6 separate regions of the Homo sapiens genome follow, and regions 1, 2, 4, 5 and 6 are each linked to region 3. Evidence: chromatin loops called from intact Hi-C (ENCODE). Cell type or tissue: endothelial cell of umbilical vein. All regions are shown on one strand. Region 1 has its middle 95 kb from the start of SPRY4-IT1. Region 2 holds the start of LOC107986455 (a long non-coding RNA gene). Region 3 has its middle 21 kb from the start of SPRY4-IT1. Region 4 has its middle 140 kb from the start of FGF1. Region 5 has its middle 93 kb from the start of NDFIP1. Region 6 has its middle 83 kb from the start of SPRY4-IT1.

Region 1 (4,000 bases), 74 kb after region 3:
CAGAAGCCTTCTTGGTGGAGGAGAACTTGCACGCAAGACTTGCAGACACAACTCAAGCGTTACTTTTCCCAGAGATATCCCAAGAAAGCCAGCCTCATCCCAAGCCTATGTGAGCATGCCCCTGCTGGGCTGAGATAAGCTACCTCAGGGAAGCAATGTTGCACAGTGGTTAAGAATGCGGTCTCTGAGCCAGGCTCCATGGCTCTGACTGTAATCTCGGTACTCTGGGAGGCCGAGGTGGGAGGATCACTGGAGCCAAGGAGTTGGAGACCAGCCTGGACAACATAGTAAGACCCTATCTCTACAAAAAGTAAAAACAAATGTAACTGGGCATGGTGATGCACACCTACAGTCTCAACCACTCAGGAGGCTGAGGCGGGAGGATTGCTTGAGCCCGGGAGTTCGAGGTTAGGGTGAGCCATGATTGTGCCACTGCACTCCTGCCTGGGTTTGAATTCTGGCTTCATCACTTAACAGCTAATCACTTCAGACAAGTTGCTCCATCTTACTTAGCCTCATTTTTTTTGTTTTGTTTTTTTGACACAGAGTCTCACTCTGTCACCCAGGCTGGAGTGTAATGGCATGATCTCAGCTCACTGCAACCTCTGCCTCCCGGGTTCAAGAGATTCTCCTGCCTCAGCCTCCCAAGTAGCTGGAATTACAGGCACCTGCCACCACATCCAGCTAATTTTTGCATTTTTAGTAGAGACAGGGTTTCGCCATGTTGGACAGGCTGGTCTTGAACTCCTGACTTCAGGTGATCCGTCCGCCTCTGTCTCCCAAAGTGCTGGGATTACAGGCGTGAGCCACTGCGCCCGGCCACGATGTCATAATTTTTAGTAGATATTACTGAGTTGTGCAAACATCACCACAATTCAGTTTAGAACATTTCTAATACCCCAGTAAAATCCCTGGTGCCCATTCAGTTCGTCCTCATCCCATCCTCACTCCCTGGCAGCCACTAATCAATCTACTTTCTGTCTCCATAGATTTGGCATTTCCGGGCACTTCCTATAAATGGAATCATACAATATGTGGCCTTTTATGTCTGGCTTCTTTCACATAGCATAATGTTTTTGAGGTTTATCCACACTGTAGCATATACTGGTACTTCTTCCCTTTTTATTGTCAAATAATATTTCATTGTATAAATTAACCACATTTTATTTATCCACTCATCAGTTGATAGACATTTGAATTGTTTCCAGTTTGGGGCTATTATAAATATTACTGTTATGTAATATTTGTATAGATGTTTTTGTGTGGATATATGTTTTCAATTCTCTTGGGTCTATACATAGCAGTGAAATTGCTGAGCTGTATGGGGAAGAAAAAGTATGGGTTGTCTAACTCTTTAAGAAATTGCCTCCCTGTTTTCCAAAGTGGCTTAGCCTCAATTTCATCATCGGCAAACTCAATATACTGAGTCTCTCCCTTGTATGGATATAGTGGGGTTTGATAAGTCAATGCATATAAAACATTCAGTACAGTGCCTGGCTCATGGTAAGTGTGCGATCACTGCAGCCTCAACCTGCCAGACTCAAGCAATCCTCCTACCTCAGACTCTTAAGTAGCTAGGATTACAGGTGCACACCACCACACCCAGCTAGTCTTTGTAGTTTTGGTAGAGATGGGGTTTCCCCATGTTGCCCAGGCTAGTCTCAAACTCCTGGTCTCAAGGGATCCGCCCATCTCGGCCTCCCAAAGTGCTGAGATTACAGGCATGAGTCACCATTGGCACCCAGCCAATGCTACTTCTTTAATTAACTTCCTGTTACTTACCTAACTCTTCTGCGGCTCTGGTAGCTCTTTGAAGGTAGGGGTTGTATCTCAACTGAGTCTTTTTTTTTCTTTTTTTGAGATGGAGTCTCACTCTGTCACCCAGGCTGGAGTGCAGTGGCGTGATCTTGGCTCACTGCAACCTCCGCCTCCTGGGTTCAAGCAATTCTGCCTCAGCCTCTCGAGTAGCTGGGGTTACAGGCACGTGCCACCACGCCCCACTGATTTTTGTATTTTTAATAGAAACAGGGTTTCACCAGGCTGGTCTTGAACTCCGGACTTCAGCTCACCTGAGAATCCCCAGCCTAGCAGAATCTCACTCACGCCAGGTGCTTTGTCGGTGGATGAGGAAACTCAAATATAGAGCCCACTGCGGGGCAGGACAGGTGTGGCACTGCCCCAGAGGCACACAGTCCAAGGGAATTGTGAGAGGGAGACTCCTGGGGAGTGCATCAGACAGGACTTCATGTGGGAGGCAGCCACTGAGCTGGGCCTTGAAGACCACTTTCTGCAGGGTCACAGGATTAATCCATAAAGAGATGCTCTCCACACTTCAAGGTAAAGCACCCAACGTCTTCACCTTCAACTAAATCCTGAGGCCCTTTTTTTTCTTTTCAGCGTCAAGGATGAAGGATGGGGCGGACACTGTCTGTTTTCTCAGTGACCTGGCAACCTAACCTAACAGCTGTGTCCAGCATCAAATACTCCTCCTCATCCCCTGCTCTTGCTCCCCAAGACCAGGAGCAGGCGCTGGAGTGCTCCTCCCTGGGGCTGGGCCACAGGCCTTAAAACTCTTTACTCCCACCTCCTTGGGGTACCCCTTCACACCTTCCTGAACATCCTCCAGGCCTATGCACACGACGGAGAGCTGGGGGTGGGGTGTGGGGTGGGTGGCAGCGACTGGGCCGTGGAGAGGATCGGGGCTCTTAGGGTGCTTATTCAGATGCAGTGTTGCTCTTTGCCCACCTCCCCTCACTTCCTCCCATGCCTCTCAGAGAAGTGAAAATAGAGCTGATGATTGGTGCGAGGAAGCCTGTGCCCATGGCCCGGAATTCCTCCAGCCTGATTCACGGGCTTTGGTTCTAATGCACTAGAATTCTCCACTGGGCGGGGGCACCAAGAGGATTCTGGACCACAGCGGTCACACCTGCTGCTCACTTCCACCTCTCACATCTGCTGTGAGGCCCACTCCCCACCAGCTCCATCAGCCAGAAGGCTGCTGTGGCTGGGGTTGCGAGAGAAGGGAGGCGGAACACTTCCTATCCCAGGGGCAATTTCAAAATCAACGCATCCCTTGCCGACCCAACGGCAAACCAACTGCTTGTTTAAGGAAATCAGTGGAATGTATGCAATTAATTACAGGGCAAATCTCAAGTCAGACTAAATACTGGAAATCAGGAACCAGAGTCCAAGTCCCTTTCGTGATCGGAAGGGGGAACTTCCCGATTTGATTGCAGAAAGCAATTTACTTCAATTAGCAGTGACATAAACAGAGTGATTGCTTAATAGGAGCACTGAATCTCTAAAAAATAAACAGCCTGAATTGCATCCTTTACCATTATATTAGCAGCATGGGATTGCTTTTCCCAAGACAGGTTTGATTAACTCTTTAGGAACCATCCTCACTCCTAAGCAGATCTCTTCAGAGCTCCTAAAAAGTCTTCACATCATGGTCCTGGCATTTGTTGTGCACCTCGGGCATATATGTTCATCAATTTGCTTGTTGCTTTAACTTTCAAGTCTTTTAATCCTCTATAATCCTGTGAGATATGTATTATTATGCTCATTTTTAACAGAGGGGGAAAATGAGGCTCAGAAAATTCATGGTGGTGATCTTTTCAAATACATACCTAATCATGTCATTCTCCTGCTTAACTTACCCTCGAAAGCCTTCCAAACCCCTCAGCATAGCCTCCAAAGCCCTGTGTGATCTGTTTCTGGCCTACTTCTCCCACCTCTGCTCAAACCACTTCTCCGCTTGCTCACCACATTTTATATTTTCAGGCCACTGCCTGTTTTGCAAGCGCGTCAAGCCCATTCCCATCTCAAGGCCTTTGCACTTGCTGTTCCCTGCGCCTGGAGCACTCTTCCTCCATTTCCAGAACTGACTTCTCAGCTTCCAGGACTCTGTTCAGAGGCTACGTCCTCAGAGAGGAGTTCCCTGTCCGTCCCATGTTCCCCACTCCCTTTCGGCTTTTGACTAACACTTAGCATGATCCAA
Region 2 (4,000 bases), 100 kb after region 3:
GATTTATTCAATAACTTAAGCTCTTTAAGCTTCAGTTTCCCTGTCCACCCTACAGGCATGTCATCCAGAGAGGCTCAGAATGGCATGTGTGTGTATGTATACAAGCCACCCAGTGGGTAGCAGTGGGGTGGGGGCTTCCACCAGGTATAGCCTTAAATAAAGAAGCTGCACTTTCTATGCATACTGAGAGTGGTGGGAACAAAAGTTACAGCTCTACTATAAATAAACGGAGGTGTTTCTTTTTGTTAAATAATGATGCTACCTCTCTACGGAACACAATGAGCGAATCCAGAGAGGGCTCAGTCTGTCTACCTGTCTCCTGGGAATAAAGGATTTCTCCTATAAATCACTAATTGCTCACTTTAAGAGAGTATTTTATTTATTTATTTGAGACAAGGTCTGGCTCTATCACCACTGAAGTGCAGTGGTGTGATCTTGGCTCACTGCAACCTCTGCCTCCTGGGCTCAAATGATCCTCCCACGTCAGCCTCCTGAGTAGCTGGGACTATAGGCATGCATCACCACACCCAGCTAACTTTTTACACTTTTTGTAAAGACAGGATTTTGCCATGTTGCCCAGGCTGGTCTCGAACTCATGAGCTCAAGTTAATCTGCCTGCCTCGGCCTCTCAAAGTGCTGGGATTACAGGAGTGAGCCACTGTGCCTGGCGAATAGTTTAAATTCTGAACAAACTGCCAAAGGACAGGTTGGTGGCTTCACTGTGCCAGTGGCTGTGGTTTTGCCTAGGGCCTAATGCATGGGCACTGGAATCAGAAGGCCCGGGGTGCAAATGCTGCTGCCACCATGCCCCAACTTTGTGACCTGGAGCTGCTAACTTCCTCTCCCTGAGGCCAAGTGCACACCTGTAAAATGAGGACAACACTCAGCCCTACCTCACAGAGCCCTTGGGAGGTAGCAAGTAAGGCTGAAGAAGTACTAAGTACAGGGTTTTGTACCTATGCACAGTAATTATTTTTCCTCATCAGCAAGTGAGGGCCAGTTGCGGTAGCTCCTGACTGTAATCCCAGCATTTTGAGAGGCTGAGGCCAAAGGGTTGCTTGAGGCCAGAAGTTCAAGACCAGCCTGGGCAACATAGGGAGACCTTGTCATTATAAAATAAATAAAAAGAAAGTTTTTTTGAAAAGTGAGGATTATTACTATTACTATTTCCATATCTCTCTGCTGCATTGTAAGACATGTGACTATCGAGTGATTGATTTTCTTTTTAAACAGCAGAACTCTTATGTCTGTAAAAGTGAATGCCATTCATTCATGGTCATCTCCAACGGGACTGAGCTGGACATAAGGAGCACTGAATTACAACAGCGCCTGTGCCCCGTCCCCCTGGGACTGCACTAAGCGAGGCTAGGAAGGACACTGTGCACTTTCTCTCGCTTTATCTTCAGGGTCCAGCACAAGGCCCAAGAACACAGTAGGGACTACATTCATGCTTTCCCAGTGGCACCTTGCCCTTGTTGGCAATGTTTTCTGGCCTTCAGATTCTGAGCCATCAGCTCTGGCATAACCTCAGTGGTGACAAGCCTTCAACTTTATTTCTGGAAACCGTAGGCCATTTGGAGCTCAGACGGCAAATAAGGTGAGGAGGAGTTTGTCCAATGATGGTGAGTGAGACCATTTTTGGTCAAAAGTGCAAGGAAGCAGTTCAGCGTGCAGGCCCTGTGAATGGGGGTGCCCCGCGGGGCAGAGAATACGCGAGTGCAAGTAAACGTCTGGAAACAGCGTGCACGCCTTGGTGGTCAGCAGGTCAGCTGGCTGGAGGTGAGGACTGATTTGTCTCTTTAAGTCTGTGGCCTTAACTCTGGGCCTTAACTCTGGGGCTTCCAAGTCACAGTGGTGGAAAATTCTGATTGTTTCATTTTAAAGGACAAAATAATAATTTGTCCTTAGATGATGTGTATGTGGTGCGATTTTCTATTAAAAAGAAGGAGTATATATGGACTATCTCAGGAAGGATATGATGGAAACCGGTAACAGGGCCTGCCTCTGGGGTGGCAGTGGGGGAGGGGGCTGGGGACAAAGGTTCCGGGGGCCATGTATTTTTCTCATACCGCATTGTGTACCTTTTAGATTTTATACTATTTGCATGCTATTGCCTATTAAACAATTATGAGCAACAGAGCAGGAAAAGCAGGAGGAAGCAGCAGCATTCCTTTCCTGTATAATAAATATTTAACCTAAGTTTTCTCTCTAAAAAAAAAAAAAGTAAACCATAAAAGGATTAACAGGAAGCGAATGACCCCATTGGGCCTGTTAGCACATCCCAGGGTTGCTCTCCCAGCCTGACAAAAAAGAAGTACGTTTCGCTTCCCCAAACTATGTAGGCTTGTGGTTGAAGACAATAAATACCCTTACCCTAGACCCCCATGGATAATTTGCAATAATCAACTTTACAAATAATAATCCTGTAAATTACATTTTGAAAGAAAGGGCTCAATCCATCAGCTCCTACACTCCTCCCTTTGTTGCCAGTTCACTGCTCAGACACCTCCCCTTAAGGGCGAGAGGGACAAAGAAGGGTTAGAATCCAGCTTTTTCATCACCTCCTCCATGAAGGCTGAGCTCTAAGACCACAACCCGTGACTGAAGCGAGGGTTTTGGATCATTTGTAATTGTTCTTGGACGACCCACGATTTTTTGTTTGCTAACACTAGTCCTGGGAGGAAATGAATTAGCTTTAACTGAGGACAGGTAGGAGGCCCAAATTCCTTCCACTGTAGATTTTACATTCTAAATGAATGACTGTGTGACAGGCTCTGGGGAGGAACCAGGGACAGTCACTTTTGTCTCTGACATGCCCAGTATCCTTTCCTCTGCCTTCAGGAACAGCTCCCAGGGTTGGTTTGGGATCCACCCTGCCACCCTCAAGGTGAGGCTCCAAAACACAGCCATGGGGAGGAACACACGTCCTAGCCTAAGCCAATCACTGTTCCAGATTCCCTGGGCCACGGGGCTTAGATCAGGAAAGGAAAAATGGCCCCAGGGGAGCCAATGGGCCACAGAGGCCTTTCCTGGGAATGCAGAGCCAGAGACGGGCACTCTCTCTGGCTAGACTTCGATCCTGAGGCTGAGGGGCTGCTGGTGCCACCCCATCTTGTCTTCACAAGGAGTCTACGGCGAGAAGAGAGGGAAGAGAGAGTCCAGGGTTGATGTGTGTCCTCTTTGGGCCCTGAATCCCTTCCATTCTCATCCCCACCCCCAGGCATCCTTGTATATGATCCAATAAATTGCTTCTTTTTTCTTTTTTTCTTTTCTCTTTTGTTTTTTTTTGAGACAGAGTCTCACACTGTTGCCCAGGCTGGAGTGCAGTGGTGCAGTCTCGGCCTACTGCAACCTCTGCCTCCCGGGATCAATCCATTCTCCTGCCTCAGCCTCCCGAGTAGCTGGGATTACAGGCGCCCACCACCATGTCTGGCTAATTTTTTCTATTTTTAGTAGAGACAGGGTTTTCACTATGTTGGCAAGGCAGGTCTCGAACTCCTGACCTTGTGATCCACCCACCTCAGCCTCCCAAAGTGCTGGGATTACAGGCGTGAGCCACTGCGCCCAGCCAAACTGCTTCGTTATTAAGCCAGAGTGGGCATGGGCTTTTCTGGGTCTTATAACCAAAATGGTCCTGTGTGACATACTAGTGTGCAAACTCTCGGAGACTGAAGCTTGAATCAAAAGCTGGAAAAGCAGTGGGACCCACTTTGACCAGTGAGCATCTTTGAATTAAACCCTGGACTATTCCATCAAAGTTACCATGGCCTATATTCTGTTACCTTTCTTCTCTTGGGAACGTGGGAATAGCAGAGGGAAAAAGCCTGAAATGTACGTTAATAGTAGGCCATTTAACGGAGGTTTACCCGCCATCTTACTACTGGTAGCCCACTCCCTCCCACTAAAAGGGCATTTTTTGCCCAGCCCCAGGGCTTAGAGTTCAGAGCTGCCTCACAATTTCACTGAAGAGCAGGACATTCTCTTACTGGGAATCACAGAG
Region 3 (4,000 bases):
TTGCTTCCACATTTTTTTGATCACAGCCACTGTGGCAGACACCTTGGTTGATAGCTATCCTTCATTTTTTATTGCTGCCCCACGTTTGTTCTGGAGTTCACCCCCTTCCCATGTGACTCAGGGAAGAATAACCCTATTCACGTCTCCAGCTGTAAAACCCAGAGGAGTCTTATCAAATGTGACTGTACCAGGTGTTGGCATGTGATGCAGTGCAGGCCGATGGGAGGTGAGGGGAAATCTAGGGGGACTTCTGGGAAGTTTCTTTGTTTTATTTTGTTTTTTTTTGAGATGGAGTTTTGCACTTGTTGCCCCAGGCTGGAGTGCAATGGGGCGATCTCGGCTCACCGCAACCTCTGCCTCCTGGGTTTAAGCAATTCTCCTGCCTCAGCCTCCCAAGTAGCTGGGATTACAGATGCACACGATCACGCCCGACTAATTTTGTATTTTTAGTAGAGATGGGGTTTCTCCATGTTAGTCAGGCTGGTCTCAAACTTTCGACCTCAGGTGATCCACCCACCTCAGCTTCCCAAAGTGCTGGTATTACAGGCATGAGCCGCCACGCTGGGTGAGCTGGTTTATGACTGGCAGCCAAAGGCTTCCTAACTTACAGAGCTAGTACATTTTTCTATTTCTTTACAAGGCTGGTGTTTAGAATTATCATAGGGTTGGGAAGGTCATAACTCATTGAATTGTATATATTAAATATGCACAGCTTTTTATATGTCAATCATACCTCAATAAAGTTATTGGGAAAAAATTCACCTTGACTATAAGTACAATAAGTCACTATTTTTTGTTGTTGTTTTTTAGAGACAGGGTCTCACTCTGTCACCAGGTTGGGGTGCAGTGGCACAATCATAGCTCACTGCAGCCTCAAACTCCTGAGCTCAAACAGTCCTCTCACCTCAGCCTCCGGAGTAGCTAGGAATACAGGTGTGTGACACCACACCCGGCTAATTTTTTTTTTTTTTTTTTGAGATGGAGTCTTGCTCTGTTGCCCAGGCTGGAGTGCAGTGGTGCAGTCTTGGCTCACTGCAACCTCCACCTCCTGGGTTCAATCGATTCTCCTGCCTCAGCCTCCCAAGTAGCTGTGATTACAGGTACCTGCCACCACACCTGGCTAATTTTTTTTTTTTTTTTGAGATGGAGTCTTGCTCTGTTGCCCAGGCTGGAGTGCAATGGCGTGATCTTGGCTCACCAGAACCTCTGCCTCCCAGGTTCAAGCGATTCACCTGTCTCAGCCTCCCGAGTAGCTGGGACTACAGGCGTGAGCCACCATGCTTGGCCCTAATTTTTTTTTAATTGATTTTTTACATTGCTATGTTGCCCAGGCTAATAAGTCACCATTAAAAACCCTTCCTGAGATTTTCCTTGGAACTAATGTCACAAAGACATGTTTTAAATGGCTCAATGACTATTTTGTAGACAACCATATTCAGCTCTATATGGTCATCTGCAGCATTCAGAGGGTTTGGCTACTAGACTGCCCATAGGTAGTGGCTATTCCCCTCGCCAACCCCTGACACAGGTAGAAGAAATGGAAGAGGAGTTCTAGGGTTTTTCAAAGTGTGTTCTATTAGTTCTTTTAACAACCCCCTTTTTCTCAAAGGCAAGGGGGAGGGCACAGAGCTTCAACTTCTAAAATCTTCCAAAGTGGATCACATGGAATGTTGTCTCTAAAATCAAAATCATATTTTCCTTGTAACTCCAGGAAGGAGGGGGAAGTCAGATCTTAAACAGGTCTCAAATTAGAAACAGTCCCCCCTCCCTCCATGTTATACAGCCCAAGTCTTTCTCTTGTGGACTTTCAGACTGGAGCCCTGCCAAAAATGTAAGCAAGAATTTGGCCCATTGTTACTTTAAATATCCTGTGTCGCAGGCCATCTAGGAATGTCTAAGTATGGGAATTTTCCTTTTGAGGTCTGGGATGTAGATATAAATAAACCATTTGTTGGATTCTGTCTCCATCCTGCCTCTCCTAGCTTCAGTGGCCATGAATAAGGCAGCCTTGTAAATAACGGTTACCAGCCCACTCCGTGGGGGAGGCCGGAAGCGGAATCCATTAGGATCATTTCCCTTTACTCTTTAACAATAACTTATCCAGGCCAGGCGAGCTGGGGAGTAGCTATTTCCAAGGCTGCCCCACACGTCTCTTGAAAATGCAGTCTGGGAGATCATGGTTTAACCTGATTCATCCTGGCCCTTCTGCCTCCATGTTAAAGTTTGAAGAGCTCATATTTCTGGTAGACTGAATAAGAAGAAAGCTTTATTTCCATCTGCCTTACCACCTCTTCCCCAAAAAGGATCTGCTGAAGTTAGCAGATGACACAGATGACCTGGTGGAGGCAGTTTATAGCTGTCTCTCACCTTCTAGCTCTGACTTCCCCAAGTTTCTCTGACCTTGGGATAAGAAAAAACCCAACAACCTGCAAGCACTGCTTTGACACTAAAGGAGCCTCCCCACGTCTCAGTTTCCCCATCTGGAAAATGGGGGTAATAATGACCTCTCTCACACGGACTCTTGTCAGAGGTCAGTGAGAGTCTGTGTATAGCATTTACCATGAGGTAAGAACTCAATAAAGGAAAGAAAACATAGAGCTGAGGGAGAAGGAGGAGAAGAGGGAGACAGAAATAGAGAAACGGAGGGCAGACGGGGAGAACCACAGTGATATGTGGGGTGGGGACAAATTGAGAGCACAGATCTAGAGAGACACAGGAAGGCAGAGGCTGAGATGATATGAGAAGCTCTCGAGGGGAAAAGGAGGGACAAAAGTGGCTTTCTCTCTTGCATAGAGTTGATAAAGCTCCCCAGAGTCCCCACTGCCTGCTGATAAAGGGTCAGGGAAGCTCCACAGCTGAAAAAGGAAAAATTATAACTCAGATCCTCTTATAGTTAGCAGAGATCCAAACAAGAGCAGAGGTAGTGCCTGCTAACTGGCCTTCCCCGAGGGCCTTACAGCTGGTCAACCAGGTCAAGGTCAACCAGGTCAACTAACCTTGACTGAGGGCCCAGTATGTACCAGGCACAGGCCTGGGCTCAGGCTATGTAAGGAGCAAGACCATCATGGAGGGTGCATACATTCTAGAGTGAAGGAGGCAGACAAGAAGCAGGTACGTAAGAAATAGATGGTCAGGATAATTTTAAAGAGTAAAAAATGCTGCAGGGAAATTAAGTCCGGTAACAAGGTAGCAAATGATGCAGGTAGTGGTCAGGGAAGGCCTCTCTTAGAAGGTGATGTTTGAGCTGAAACCTGGTTTGAAATTTGGGGGTCTGAGCCTCCACTGTGGTTTTACCTAGCAGGCTTCCCGGACTTAGTCCTTACATGCACATGCACACCGTAAAAAAGAGACCAAAGAAAAATCTGCAAGAATTGCTCAAATAACACAAGACGGGGATGAACTGGATCTACAGGTCTAGAGTTATTCAGAACTAAAGACGCCTGTCACACGGCTTAAGCAAGAGCAGGAAGGGGCTGCCAGGCCTCTGGGAAGACCTCCCTGGGGAGGGAGCAGGCAGACAAATGGCCCGGATAGAGATCCCCCGCTACGTGATGTTTTCCTTCCTAAAGATAGCGCCCAGCTCACTGAATCACCCGGGCTTCCTCTAACAGCGGAGAAACTTCACACTTCCCAGCCCTGCAGGCCCCCAACCCACCTCTGCCTTTGCCAGGGACTACAGGACCGTGATCTACATACAAAGAAAAGCCCAGGGATGGGGGTTTCAAGGGGAGCCAGGGGAAGAGTTCCAGGCAGGAAGCCTCTCCTTGACCCAGGAATACAAACCGGGTTGGAACTGCTGCCTTCAGGTCAAAGCTGCCAAAACAAAGTTAAAGGTGTAAAAACAAAGTGAGAAGGTCACACAGCTATGGGCCTCTCTCTCTGGAACCCAGGGGTGGGGGTGAGGCGTGTGTGTGAGAAAGACTTGACTAAAAAGCACTTTTCAACCATTTTAACCGCAGATGTCCCTCCACTGCGATGAAAGAGCGTGAGAAGGGTGGGT
Region 4 (4,000 bases), 250 kb before region 3:
TACAGGCTTAGATTCCAAACATATTTGCAGTCTTATCCTGGGCCTTGACATGATTCTTCTAAGCCCATTTGGATTTTCCTAGAGCAGACATGCTCCCTCAAACCCTCCAGACCAGGAGCATTTCCCAGAGCACACCTTTGGCAGCCTCCTGGTAGACCCTGATCCTCCCTCTAACTTCCTCCCTCCATTCAGAGGGCATCCTTTGGGAAGCTGGGGCCTATAAGACAATCTGAAGTTCCCCCAGGGGCACCTGAGAGGAGTCCAGCAGAGCAATGAAGTGTCCTGACTCCACCAACCACTAGCTGGATGACCTTGGGCAAGTTGCTTCACCTTTCTGAGCCTCCTCTGTAAGGTGAGGTTGTTGTGAGGATTAAATAGAAAAACACGCTGGGCTTTGAGCCCACTGCCTGGAACATAGTAAGTATTCAGTAAGTCTTGGCTGTGTCCCTGGAGGTCAGTGCTCTGTGCTCTGTTAGGAATAAGCCAACCCAGCTCTCAACACCTCTTCTATTAACAAACTGCTCTGAAGACACTGGAAATGCTATACTTCCCTCCTAGCTCAGTTCTGTGATGTCTCAAGTCACATTAATTTTTATGCAACGAACTATACCTGGAAACATGATTATTTCCTTAGTCACTGAATTCCTGAACGTTCATCTATTACTTGTGAATACTAAGCAGAACAATATTCACAGTGGACAGGAACAAGGTCTTTAGAGCTAGACTTCCAAGCTCAGGTCCCATCTCTGTAACTTGGGCAAGTTACTGAATAGCTTTGAACCTTAATTTTCTCATCTGTAAAAACTGGGATAATAAAGCTCTTATCCCATCAGGTAACTGTGAGCATCAGTTGAAAGAATGGTAAATGATTATGTGCTTGGCTTCAGGTAAAAACTCACTAAGTGACAGTTATTACCATTATTTTTCATTATTGTTACACTGACAATTGAACAAGCAAAACAGACACAATCTTTGACTTATGGGATAAAATGAACAATAGCCATGGTCATCAGTATGTAGCATGTAGATGGAGTTCGATGAAGTATTAGGGTAAATGTTCAGATGAAGCAGAAACCAGAATGCTGAGTAGAAAGGAGAAGGTATCATTAAAATGTCTTCATTTTCTGCAAATGTCATTGAGAAAAACAAATGACTGGTGAAGAAAAGACAAGAGGGTAGAAGGTGGTGGTAGGAGAGTCCTGAAAGTTTGAATTTTGCAGTTTTCTGTTAAATTGTTCAATAAAAGAAACTTCCAGTGTATCTCTTTCCAGAGACTTCGCAAGCTAAGGCTCTACCCTCCTCCTTTGGACAACTCCTTTCTCAGGGTCTGCCATTTCATGAAGAGACTGCCAGGTCGCACACATCACCTCACCGCTATACGATTTCTACCATATGCAGAGTTCCTCTAGCATGTTGGGAATTGTTTAAATAGCATTTTATAAACATTTAGTCATTCAGTCTTCATATTCTCTATCTATACTGACTCCAAGCTTTTATTTCATTTTATATTCACATCCCTGCCCTGCACACGGTGAGTACTCAAATAAGTTCCTGCTCCCTAACCAGTCTTACTTAGAATCTCCAATCTGACTCATTTGGACTTGTAAATGGTCCAGTGTGGCATTCAAATAAAAAAAAAATAGAAGGGGCCAGGAGGGGGCAGTGATGGGGCAGAGCTTGCCAGAGAAAAGGAGATGCCTGCTATTATCCCAGATGATTTCAGGACACACAGAGATCGTTTGCATTTAGCCCAGGAGAGGGTGCTACCTACTTCTAAGACAGCCTCTCCAAGAAAGACCAGCAGCAAGGCCTCTGCCACCTGAAGTGAGGCTGGGGCTCAGGCTCCCCCGCAGCCCTTTCGCTAGTGCAGAGGAAATGCCCGACTCCCCTACCCCTCCTTTGATACAAAGACCTCTTCTAAAATAGCAGGCAGGTGTCAAGGGAGCATGAAAATATCAGCAGAGCAGATGCAAAAAGAGTACACGGATGTACAGATCCAGGACAAAGATTTTCATCTTGTTTTAAGCATTTATCCAAGCAGCTCGCTGGATATTGGGGATAAAGAAAAAACAAACAAACAAAAAAACTCCATTATCTCCATCATCACCACTACTACTGCTGCATATACTCTGAGACTGCTTTTAAAAGATTCTGAGAAGAGAGGGGAAGTGTCAAGTATAGGGTTGGGTGGTCAGAGATCACAGTATATTGATGAGCCCTAAATGTGGATCTTCTTCCAGTCTTTAAATAAGGTATCTTTCTATTACCTATATTCTATTTAGAATATAATTCTATTTTCAAAGTCATTTTGTATTTGTGGTGAAATAACCCCTCTGTAGCCTGGGATCTAGAAGACCAGGTTTTATATTCCTGGTGGCATTCCCTATTCTGCCTCTCCAATGATTTTCTGCTAGTTCCATCATTTCTTGAGAGCTTAATATGCCTCTATCTTTTTTTTTTTTTGACAGCGTCACGCTCTGTTGCCCAGGCTGGAGTGCAGTGATGCAATCACAGCTCACTGCAGCCTTGACCTCCTGTTTGCCTATATCTTGAATTCTTGAATAAGAATAATCACTAGCATCTTTTCAGCAATAAGACAGAACTTTTGCCCATAATGCACTTTAAACAAAAGAAAGCATTATACTGAAGCAGATCACTCACCTGCTTCTCATTTGTCTTTTGAACAAAAGTCAGACGTCATTCTTTCTCTGAACAGAAACCCAGATAACAAAAGTAATAAGTGAATAAGAAATAAAGTTAATGTCCAATTGTGGTTTCCATCTGAGTTTAAAAAGCAGCTTTGGCACAGTTGCTGGGAACGTAACTGCAGGGAGCACTACTTAGATATTTAACATACGATTTAACCTAGCAACTCCAATTCTATGAATCACGTCTACCAATGTATTGGTACATAGATAGATGTGCAAAGGAATCCGTTGCAGCAATCTTTGTCCAGACTTCCAGAGCAAGACTCTGGAAACAAATGTCTATTAACAGGAAATTGGTGAAATAAATTACGGTACATCTACTGTACAATGGAATTCTATGCAGTCAGAAGTCGATGTATATATATGCTGTTTTGGACAGATGTTTAGAACTATGATTAAATGTAAAAGCAAAGTATATTACAGTGTGTGCAGTACAATCCCATTTATGTTTATATATATGTGTGTATATGTGTGCTTTTTAAAAGGAAGGGCTCTACATACATGGAAAATATCTAGAAGGATATCCTGAAAGCTTTTAACATCATGACTTTTAGATAAGGGGTCATGGGATATGGGGCACGTTTTACTATACATTTCTGTATTGTTTGAATAATTTACACGTGTTACGTCCTTGGTAAAGCCAGCCTCAGGAAATGGTAGGTACTTCTCTCATCTGTCTTTAGAAACCATGTTGGCTTTGGCCGGGCGTGGTGGCTCACGCCTGTAATCCCAGCACCTTGGGAGGCCGAGATGGGTGGATCACAATGTCAGGAGATCGAGACCATCCTGGCTAACACGGTGAAACCCCATCTCTCCTAAAAATACAAAAAAATTATCTCGGTGTGGTGGCGGGCGCCTGTGGTCCCAGCTACTCGGGAGGCTGAGGTAGGAGAATCGCGTGAACCCGGGAGGCGGAGCTTGTAGTGAGCTGAGATCACGCCACTGCCCTCCAGCCTGGGCGACAGAGCGAGACTCCATCTCAAAAAAAAAAACAACAAACCATGTTGGCTTTATTCACCTATATCTAGAGTCCAAGTGATAGAAATACCAAAGCAGAGGACAGTGGTGTCTGCCAGCACAAGTCCCTGTGGCTGAGGGGACATGTGAACTCAAGTCCCATTAGACATGAAACCATTATTTTCACTTTTTGGTATTCAGGTATTAAGTGATGCTCACTGCATTAAGCTTTTAGAATGATCTTGATGATATATTACCATCTCTTGGAGTAAAGATTCCATGACTCGGCAGGAATGGGCACATTGTTCTCAGCAGCTGAGAATGATACTGTGGAG
Region 5 (4,000 bases), 95 kb after region 3:
CCTGACTTGAGAAGACACTAACACAGAGGGGATTTTCTTTTTGCTTTTTATGTTTGCCTTCAATTGCACTTGAATCCAGATAAACACAAAGTCCCGTTGACACCCTCTTCCCCAGTTCCAGTCCCTTTCTGGAGGTGACCATGGTCAGTGTTTATCTTTCCAAATCTGTCTCTATGTATGTACCTACCTATATGTGTACAGATAAAAATAATTTTTGCGGCAGCATAAAAACATATTCTCCATAATAGCCTGAAGCTTGCATTTCTTTTTTCTTTTTCTTTTTTTTTGAGACAGAGTCTCACTTTGTCACCCAGGCTGGAGTGCAGTGGCACGATCTTGGCTCACTGCAAGCTCCGTCTCCCAGATCCAAGAGATTCTCATGCCTCAGTCTCCCGAGTATCTGGGATAAGAGGCGCGCACCACCATGCCTGGCTAATTTTTGTATTTTTAGTAGAGACAGGGTTTCGCCATGTTGGCCAGGCTGGTCTTGAATTCCTGACCTCAGGTGATCCACCCGCCTTGGCCTCCCAAAGTGCTGGGATTACAGGCATGAGCCACCGCACCCAGCCCTGAAACTTGCATTTCTTACACATAAATATATCTTGGAAATCTTTCCATATTAGCAGTGTGGTGGCATTGGAATGCATCCATTTGGGAAGGCTGGATTCTGTCTTCCCTGTATATGGCCAGTTAGGGGGGACCAAGAGACGTTTAGGCTGAGATTTGGATATCCTGTATTGCTGCTCATTTGACGGCTGCAGCTGCTCCACCTGCCCTGTGTCCTCCTTCAGCAGCTCCATCTCCTGCGCCAGGTGTGTGTTTGGCTTTGTGATGAAGGAAGAGGTCAGCTGCTCCCGCAGGACACTTGTACCAACAAGTTGGAGGTGGAGAGAGACTCCTGTGGATCTTGTGGGCTCCTGCTGGTTCTCACTCTTCCCTACTTACATCCCTCTTCTCTTCCTGCCGTGTGGATGCCAAGCTCCAGTGTCAGATGAGAAGGTAACAGCCTTCCCAAGACAGTTTAGCCAGCTCCCCGATTGCTTAAAGTCAAATCCCCATCTCTCTCTCTCTCTGTCTCCCTCTCTCTCTTCCTCTCCGTCTCTCTCTCTCTTTCTCTCTCTCTCTCTCTCTCACACACACACACACACTGTACCTCCTAGTGGTTCTACTGCTCTAATTGAACTGTTGAGAATACATAATGATACTTCATTCTTTATTCTTTTTAACCACCATGAAAATGGCAATGTGATTTAGCCTCTCTCCTATATGAGACCTTTGGGAAGGTCCACTTTGTTCCTCTAACAAACCATGCTATAATAAGCACTCTTGTTCATATTTGTTTGTTTTTTAAACCATATCTATAATTAGTTCTCCAGAAAAATTAAGCTGATGATTCAAAAAGTTTGCATATCTTACATTTTAGGAAGTAGGTCCAAATTGTAGGAAGGCTGCCTGGAACCAATGTAGATAGGGAGCATTGATGCAGTGGTTTTAGTCTCTTCCCCCAACAAGGATAGAGAAACATTTGACAACAATCAATTAGTCAAGATAAGCACTTTCCTTGGGTTCAGCAGTATACTTGGCACTAACACGTACCCAACATAGGAATTCCCAGACTGTACAGTATGCTCAAAAAAGTCTAAGGGACACAGAGAGTGTAGTAGGTTGAATCATCAATCTCAATACTTCACTGCCCTGTTGCAGCAGTATCACACATCCATACCTTTGCCATGGTCATGGGAGGGCAAAGTGTGCCATTCACCCTTGAATTGGGGCTTGGCCTTGTGACTTGTGTTAAATGCTAATTACAGATTTCAGATGTGAAGTGAGCTGAAACTTGAAATATGATTGTGCAGTTGGGCTTGCCCTACTTTTTGGCCATGAATAGAATATGCCTCAGGTGGCCGGGCGCAGTGGCCCACTCCTGTAATCCCAGAACTTTGGGAGGCCGAGGCGGGTGGATCACCTGAGGTCAGGAGTTCGAGACCAGCCTGGCCAACATGGTGAAACCCTGTCTTTACAAAAATACAAAAATTAGCCAGGCATGGTGGCATGCGCCTGCAATCCCTGCACTCCAGCGTGGGTGACAGAGCAAGACTCCGTCTCAAAAACTGAAAAATAAAAAGAATATGCCTCAGGTATCTGCTGATCCAAGGGGGATGAAAGACATGTGGTACAGACCTCAACTCAGCCACAACCTGGAGCCAAGACCCACAGATGCTAGCAGAGAGCAGCGGAGCCCCAGCTGGCCTAGAGACAGATCAGAATCACACATTGCATTTAGTCATCATATCTCTTCAGTCTCCTTCAATGTGAAACAGTTCCTTAGCCTTCATGGCCTTGACACTTTTGAAGATCACAGGTCAGTTTCTCATGGAATGTCTTTCAACTTAGTCCTCATGACTCAATCCTGGTTATGCATCTTTGGCAAGAATATCAGAGAAGTGATGCTGTGTTCTTCCCACATCCTATTAGCGCATTTCCTGCCTTGCTTTCCATTTGTCCCATTGCTGATGACGTTCACTTTGATCACTTGATTAAGGTGATGTCTGCCAGACTTCTTCACTGAAAAGTTACCCTTTTCCCCCTTGAAATTAATAGATGCTTTCTGGAGAGACTATCTGAAACTATGTAAATATTTATTTATTTATATTAGTGTGGAGTCATGGTTTCCTAAATCAGTCAATGGGTTATAACCATTACTACCATAATTTATTTTGGTGTTTAAATTGTCCCAGCTTTGCTTAATAGAAGCCCCTTCAAGTTGGCTTCTGTGTTGACATATCCTCATCATTTTTTTTTAGCACTTTTTTGCTTTCTGACACAACAGGATCTTCTAGGCTTTTCTTACACTTTCTATGCCTTAATATGGGAATCAGTCATTTCTGCAAGGAGCCCTAGTTCCTGCTATTGGAAAATGGTATTTAGAAGATCTGGGTGCTGGATGTGTTCATTGCTAGTGAGGTGTGTCACTCTTCCCAGGCCCTCAGAGCTAGTGAACATTGCTATCTCGTTTTATTTATTCATCCATCTACCTATGTGTTGAAAGCCATGAGTTCTGATATAGATCTCAATTCCAACACGACATTACAGGGTTCACTTAGGTTCTGTTCCTCTCCGTGATTGTAACTCCCTTCTCTGACTCTGAGAAATCTGGCTCCCATTATTCCTAATATATGTACTTTTTGATGACTTTCCCTGCTGTCACCCATCTGCCATCATCATCCTTTGCCCTGGACACGCTTCTCACCTTCTGACTCTCTGTGCCCAGCTGCCCTCTTGCGTGGACACCCTCTTCATCTCTCTAACACCCATATGGGGATGTTCCTCTATCTGCATGGACTCTGATCCTTCATGCCAGGCCTTTCCTCTGTGTAGACAACTTCTTCCCTCTCTATAGACTATGATACCCGCCGCCAGGCCTCTCCTCCCCATGCACACTCTCCTCTCCCACCCAGGTTCTGTCTTCCCACACGAGGGCATGCCCTTTCACCACGTGGATACGTCCCTCACCTTTCAAAGGCTCTGACATCCTCCTCCTCAGATGCCTTCTCCTCCCTGTCTACTCCCCATGCCAGGCAGTCTTTCTACATAGACACCCTCCTTACCCCACTCAGGCTCCGACACCCCATTCTGGACTACAGCAGTCTCTCCCAGGTGTACTAGGTGCCTGCCTTGCTTTGTCCTAATGGTTTTTAGAACAATCTGGTCAGAATGGGATGGGAAAGCACAGGAAAGGAAGTAAAAAAGAGGGGAGAGAGCCAGGCTGCTAAGTGAAGAACAGACTGTAGGGAGGCAGGAGGAGAAGGAAGACCAGGTGAGAGGCTATCACAGCAGTCCCATTGAGATGATGGTGACTCAGGTGGTGAGAAGTGGTCAATATTCCAGGTATATTCTAAAAGTAAAGTCAGTAAGAAATACTGATAAAAACACTTGGGAATTCAACCCAAGGACCATTTTTTTGTTGTTGTTTTGCTTAGTTTGCTTAGTCATGGCTCAA
Region 6 (4,000 bases), 62 kb after region 3:
GCCAGGCACAGTGGCTCACGCCTGTAATCCCAGTACTTTGAGAGGCCGAGGCAGGCGGATCACCTGAGGTCAGAAGTTCGAGACCAGCCTAACCAACATGGATAAACCCCATCTCTACCAAAATACAAAATTAGCCAGGCGTGGTGGCACATGCCTGTAATCCCAGATACTCTGGAGGCTCAGGCAGGAGAATTGCTTGAACCCGGGAGGTGGAGGTTGCAGTGAGCTGAGATTGCACCATTGCACTCCACCCTGGGCAACAAGAGCGAAACTGTCTCAAAAAAAAAAAAAGACAAAAACCTAGAAGGACAAAGTGAACAGGGGAAGAGACAGCAGCCAAAAAATAAGGAAAACAACATAAACCAACAAAAACCCAACAACAACAACAAAAAGCAGACCCATAAGTCGTAACCAATTTAGCAAACCCAACAAAGCTGGCTCCTAATCCAGCAGTCGGAATGCTGAGCAGCAATGTGATTTGCACTGCAGATCCCTACAGAGGGCTCCAGGATCTACAGCACCAAGGATCTCTAGCAGTGGAGTGTTGGTGGTGGGAGAAGAGAGACAGATCCTCTCATATTGTTTTATATTATCTTATACTCAAAAAAGGGAAGAGAAGCAAAACTAAAGGCAGGTAGCCCAGTGCCTAGGAACCAGATCCGAAACCAAGGAACCAGACCCGAAACCAGGCCTGGGCCTGCCTGACCTAAGCCTGGTAGTTAAAGATCGACCCCTGACCTAACCGGTTATGTTATCTATAGATTCCAGACATTGTATGGAAAGGCATTGTAAAAATCCCTGTCCTGTTCTGTTTTGTTCTGATTACCATTCTGATTACTGGTACATGCAGCCTCCAGTCACATACCCGCTGCTTGCTCAATCGATCACGACCCTCTCACGCAGACCCCCTTAGAGTTGTGAGCCCTTAAAAGGGACAGGAATTGCTCACCCGGGGAGCTCGGCTCTTGAGACAGGAGTCTTGCCGATGTTCCCTGCCGAATAAACCACTTCCTTCTTTAACTCGGTGTCTGAGGAGTTTTGTCTGCGGCTTGTCCTGCTACAGTGGAGCTTCCGAGCCCGAAAACGGGCTGTACAGAAGCCAGACTCCACACCCTCCCACTCGCCATGCAGTCCGGTTGCTGCCTCTCCCCAAAAGCTGGCAGAGACAGGCGTTTTATTCTCCGAAGAAGGAACAACAGAGGGTCAACAAGCAGCACAGGTGACTACAGTGGGATTAAGTTTACAGACTGTGTGCTGAGACAGCCCCAGCCCTCTGCCTTCATCTGTCCCCAGAAGGTGGACAGCCAGGCGTCGACCTTCCAGGCGGGAGATTGGAGGATTTTTATGCTTTGAGACACGGAGGAGGCAGAAGAATTAGCTTTTGTGCCTTCCAAACCTGAAATAAAAATCGGAGTGGCCCTGAGCTGCAGTTTCCACACAGAATGGAGTGGCTTCTGGGGTACCGGGAGGCCAGGAGGGAAGAGCTCAGATGATCCGCAGCCCTGCCTAGGGTGGGGGTGGTGCTCAGGCATCGCTAACCTGTCTCAAAGGGCTTCTCTCCGGCTGTGGGTGCTGTCACTTGGGGTCACAGATCCGCCTGAGTGTTCTGCTCCAGAAGTCAGAAAAGGCCCCAAGTAACTTAGCGTGACTTAAGGCCTCATGACAGAGACCCCATCATGAATCAGAAAAAAAGAGCAGAAATACTCATTAGAAACCCAAGAGAAATTTTGAAAAGATCCAACCCCCCCACCCCCACTCCCTGCTCCAACCCCATTGTCATCGGCTCAAGCCACAAAGCCTTCGGTCCCTGGGGAGCCCCAAGTGCCCTTCTTCCCTGCGGGTACCACACAGTCTGGACAAGAAAGCATTCCTTTCGGTGGGGCCAGGAGGAAGTGGGCCCAGCCCTGCCAGGCAGGAGGGGAAGAAGGATTCCATTCCCATTGTTCTCGCTCAGACTGCCCTACAATGGGCAAAGGAGCAGGAGGAGGGGGGGCCTGGGGGCCTGTCCGACCAGCTGGAGCAGCAGAAGGGGGCCTTCCCACCTCCCTCCTGGGCTCTTGTGTTTTCTCCCTCTCTTCCTCCCTACTCTGGATCTCCCACACCCTCTTCTCCCCCTTACCCACACCCCCCCACCGCCCCTCAACAGTATCTTCAGTGTGCAGGAAGCTCAGGGCCCAGGGGCCCCGCCCTGATGCCTGTCACCTGTCGCCAGACCCTGCTTGCCCTGCGGAGCTCTGCGGCATTCCTTCTCGCACATCTGTAGCTATGATCCATGCAGTTAAAATCTGAACACATTCCCAACCTGGCAGAGCCCACCCCATGATTCCGAGGACCACAGCCACACTGGGTGGAGTTCGATGACTGATCGACTTCTTCCATTGTGATCATCACCCCCACACACTCACAGGCTGGAAGTGTGATGGCTGAGGTCAGGTGACAAGTGACTAATAATAACCACTTCTTTCACTGCTTTTAACAAATATGTGCCAGGCACTGTTACAGGTGCTGGGGATACAGCAGTGAACTAAACAAAGATTTCTCTCTTTAAGTAGCTTATGTTCTAGCAGGCAGATCCTTCCTTGTTTCTCTGCTCTCAACTGTGTGCCAGGTCCGTGTGACAATAAAATGCCTCCTTGGCAGGGGTGTGCAGGAGTAGGGTTTTTGATGCTACCTAAACCTGTCCTCAAGGTCTGCTTCTATCCATCTGCAAACTGTATGACCTTAGGAGAATTTTTCCTTTTTTCCTTTTTTTTTTTTTTAAATGAGAAAGGGTCTTATTCTGTCACCCAGGCTGTAGTTTAGTGGCGTGAACATAGCTCACTGTTACCTTAAATCCTTGGGCTCAATTGATCCTCTTGCTTCAGCCTCCTGAGTAGCTGGGACTACAGGTGCATGCCACCATACCTGTCTAATTTTATTTATTTTTGTAGAGATAGGGTCTTGCAGTGTTGCCCAGGCTGGTCTTGAACTCCTGGTCTCAAGAGATCCACCCACCTCAGCCTCCCAAAGTGCTAGGATTACAGGCATGAGCTATCATGTCCACCCAGGAGAATTTTTCCTAGTTTTCTAAGTCTCAGTGTCCTCATCTGTAAGATAGGGTTTGTTACTGAAATAAACATTATTGTTAAGGGTAATGGTAGTGTATTACCACAGGGGTTGTTGTAAGGGCCCAGTGAGAAGATGTGTGTCAAGAGCATCTTGAGTGCTATGGATGTAATAAATAAATGCTCAATAAACATTAGGTATCATCATGAGGTCACTCCTCCTGGGGGAAGCTATCCATAGGAGGGAATTTTCTTTTTTTTCTTTTTCTTTTTTTTTTTTTTTTTTTTTTTTGAGACTGAGTCTCGCCCTGTCGCCCAAGCCGGAGTGCAGTGGTGCGATCTCGGCTCACTGCAACCTCTGCCTCCCGGGTTCAAGCGATTCTCCTGTCTCGCCCTCCGGAGTAGCTGGGACTACAGGCGCATGCCACCACACCCAGCTGATTTTTTTTTTTTTAGTAGAGACGGGGTTTCACCATGTTAGCTAGGATGGGTTAGGAAGGAATTTTCACCCTGGTTTACATTGTACCTGCAAAAGTTCCACTTGCCTCGACTGCTCCCTTCTCTGTGACATCTTATTGTGAGCCAGCTCCAAAGCCAGAAATACCTTGGGTTGTTTATTTTCCACTTGTGCATATGCTTACCCCAGTGGATGAGCCTCCCCTGAGGCTTACACTCAGGAGCTGTAATTGCAACCTGGCAGCCAATGCATGGAGCCAGAGGACAAGATCCAAATGCAAAGAAACTCTCTATATGGTTCAGACTTCTGCAGTCTTCGAGAAAGGACGATCCAGGAAGGTTTTTAATTGTTATCGGGCTATTTAAGAGGAAACAGCGTGCTCTGAGAGGGTCCTTTGTGAGCTACCAAACCAGAAGATGATGCAAGTTTCATCAGTTGTTTCATAGGTTTATTAGTCCGTTCTCATGCTGCTATACAGATACTACCCAAGACTGGTAAT

What was found. A loop is a pair of places that touch in the nucleus more often than their neighbours do. Peaks named below come from ENCODE experiments on the same cell type or tissue, not always from the same donor. Only the 100,000 strongest peaks of a DNase experiment are listed, where the experiment ranks them.
Region 1: a loop joins it to region 3, with 2.5 times the contacts of the local background. A loop is called at or near these places in 4 of 110 quality-filtered maps.
Region 2: it touches region 3 in a loop (5-fold over the local background); 4 of 110 quality-filtered maps call a loop at or near these places.
Region 4: it touches region 3 in a loop (5-fold over the local background); 4 of 110 quality-filtered maps call a loop at or near these places.
Region 5: a loop joins it to region 3, with 9 times the contacts of the local background. A loop is called at or near these places in 6 of 110 quality-filtered maps.
Region 6: a loop joins it to region 3, with 4 times the contacts of the local background. A loop is called at or near these places in 4 of 110 quality-filtered maps.

The regions. Positions count from the first base shown.
Region 1 is chr5:142,221,553-142,225,552 of GRCh38, reverse strand. No RefSeq gene overlaps it. Among named protein-coding and RNA genes, the nearest start is that of SPRY4-IT1, 95 kb to the left of the region's middle. RefSeq lists an enhancer at 2,073-2,122. In endothelial cell of umbilical vein, no CTCF peak of the experiment used is centred here; a DNase peak (open chromatin) is centred at 1,772; H3K27ac peaks cover 379 bases.
Region 2 is chr5:142,190,704-142,194,703 of GRCh38, reverse strand. LOC107986455 (a long non-coding RNA gene) reads left to right here and starts at 1,643. Exons shown (of 3, transcript XR_001742907.3): 1 at 1,643-1,779. In endothelial cell of umbilical vein, no CTCF peak of the experiment used is centred here; no DNase peak of the experiment used is centred here; H3K27ac peaks cover 2,075 bases.
Region 3 is chr5:142,295,148-142,299,147 of GRCh38, reverse strand. No RefSeq gene overlaps it. Among named protein-coding and RNA genes, the nearest start is that of SPRY4-IT1, 21 kb to the left of the region's middle. In endothelial cell of umbilical vein, no CTCF peak of the experiment used is centred here; DNase peaks (open chromatin) are centred at 1,957 and 3,557; H3K27ac peaks cover 2,858 bases.
Region 4 is chr5:142,546,659-142,550,658 of GRCh38, reverse strand. No RefSeq gene overlaps it. Among named protein-coding and RNA genes, the nearest start is that of FGF1, 140 kb to the left of the region's middle. RefSeq lists an enhancer at 1-169. In endothelial cell of umbilical vein, a CTCF peak has its summit at 1,690 (motif pointing right); a DNase peak (open chromatin) is centred at 1,698; H3K27ac peaks cover 496 bases.
Region 5 is chr5:142,200,077-142,204,076 of GRCh38, reverse strand. No RefSeq gene overlaps it. Among named protein-coding and RNA genes, the nearest start is that of NDFIP1, 93 kb to the right of the region's middle. RefSeq lists an enhancer at 1,770-2,969. In endothelial cell of umbilical vein, no CTCF peak of the experiment used is centred here; DNase peaks (open chromatin) are centred at 1,616 and 2,416; H3K27ac peaks cover 3,314 bases.
Region 6 is chr5:142,233,586-142,237,585 of GRCh38, reverse strand. No RefSeq gene overlaps it. Among named protein-coding and RNA genes, the nearest start is that of SPRY4-IT1, 83 kb to the left of the region's middle. RefSeq lists an enhancer at 384-1,112. In endothelial cell of umbilical vein, no CTCF peak of the experiment used is centred here; DNase peaks (open chromatin) are centred at 1,945 and 2,405; H3K27ac peaks cover 1,341 bases.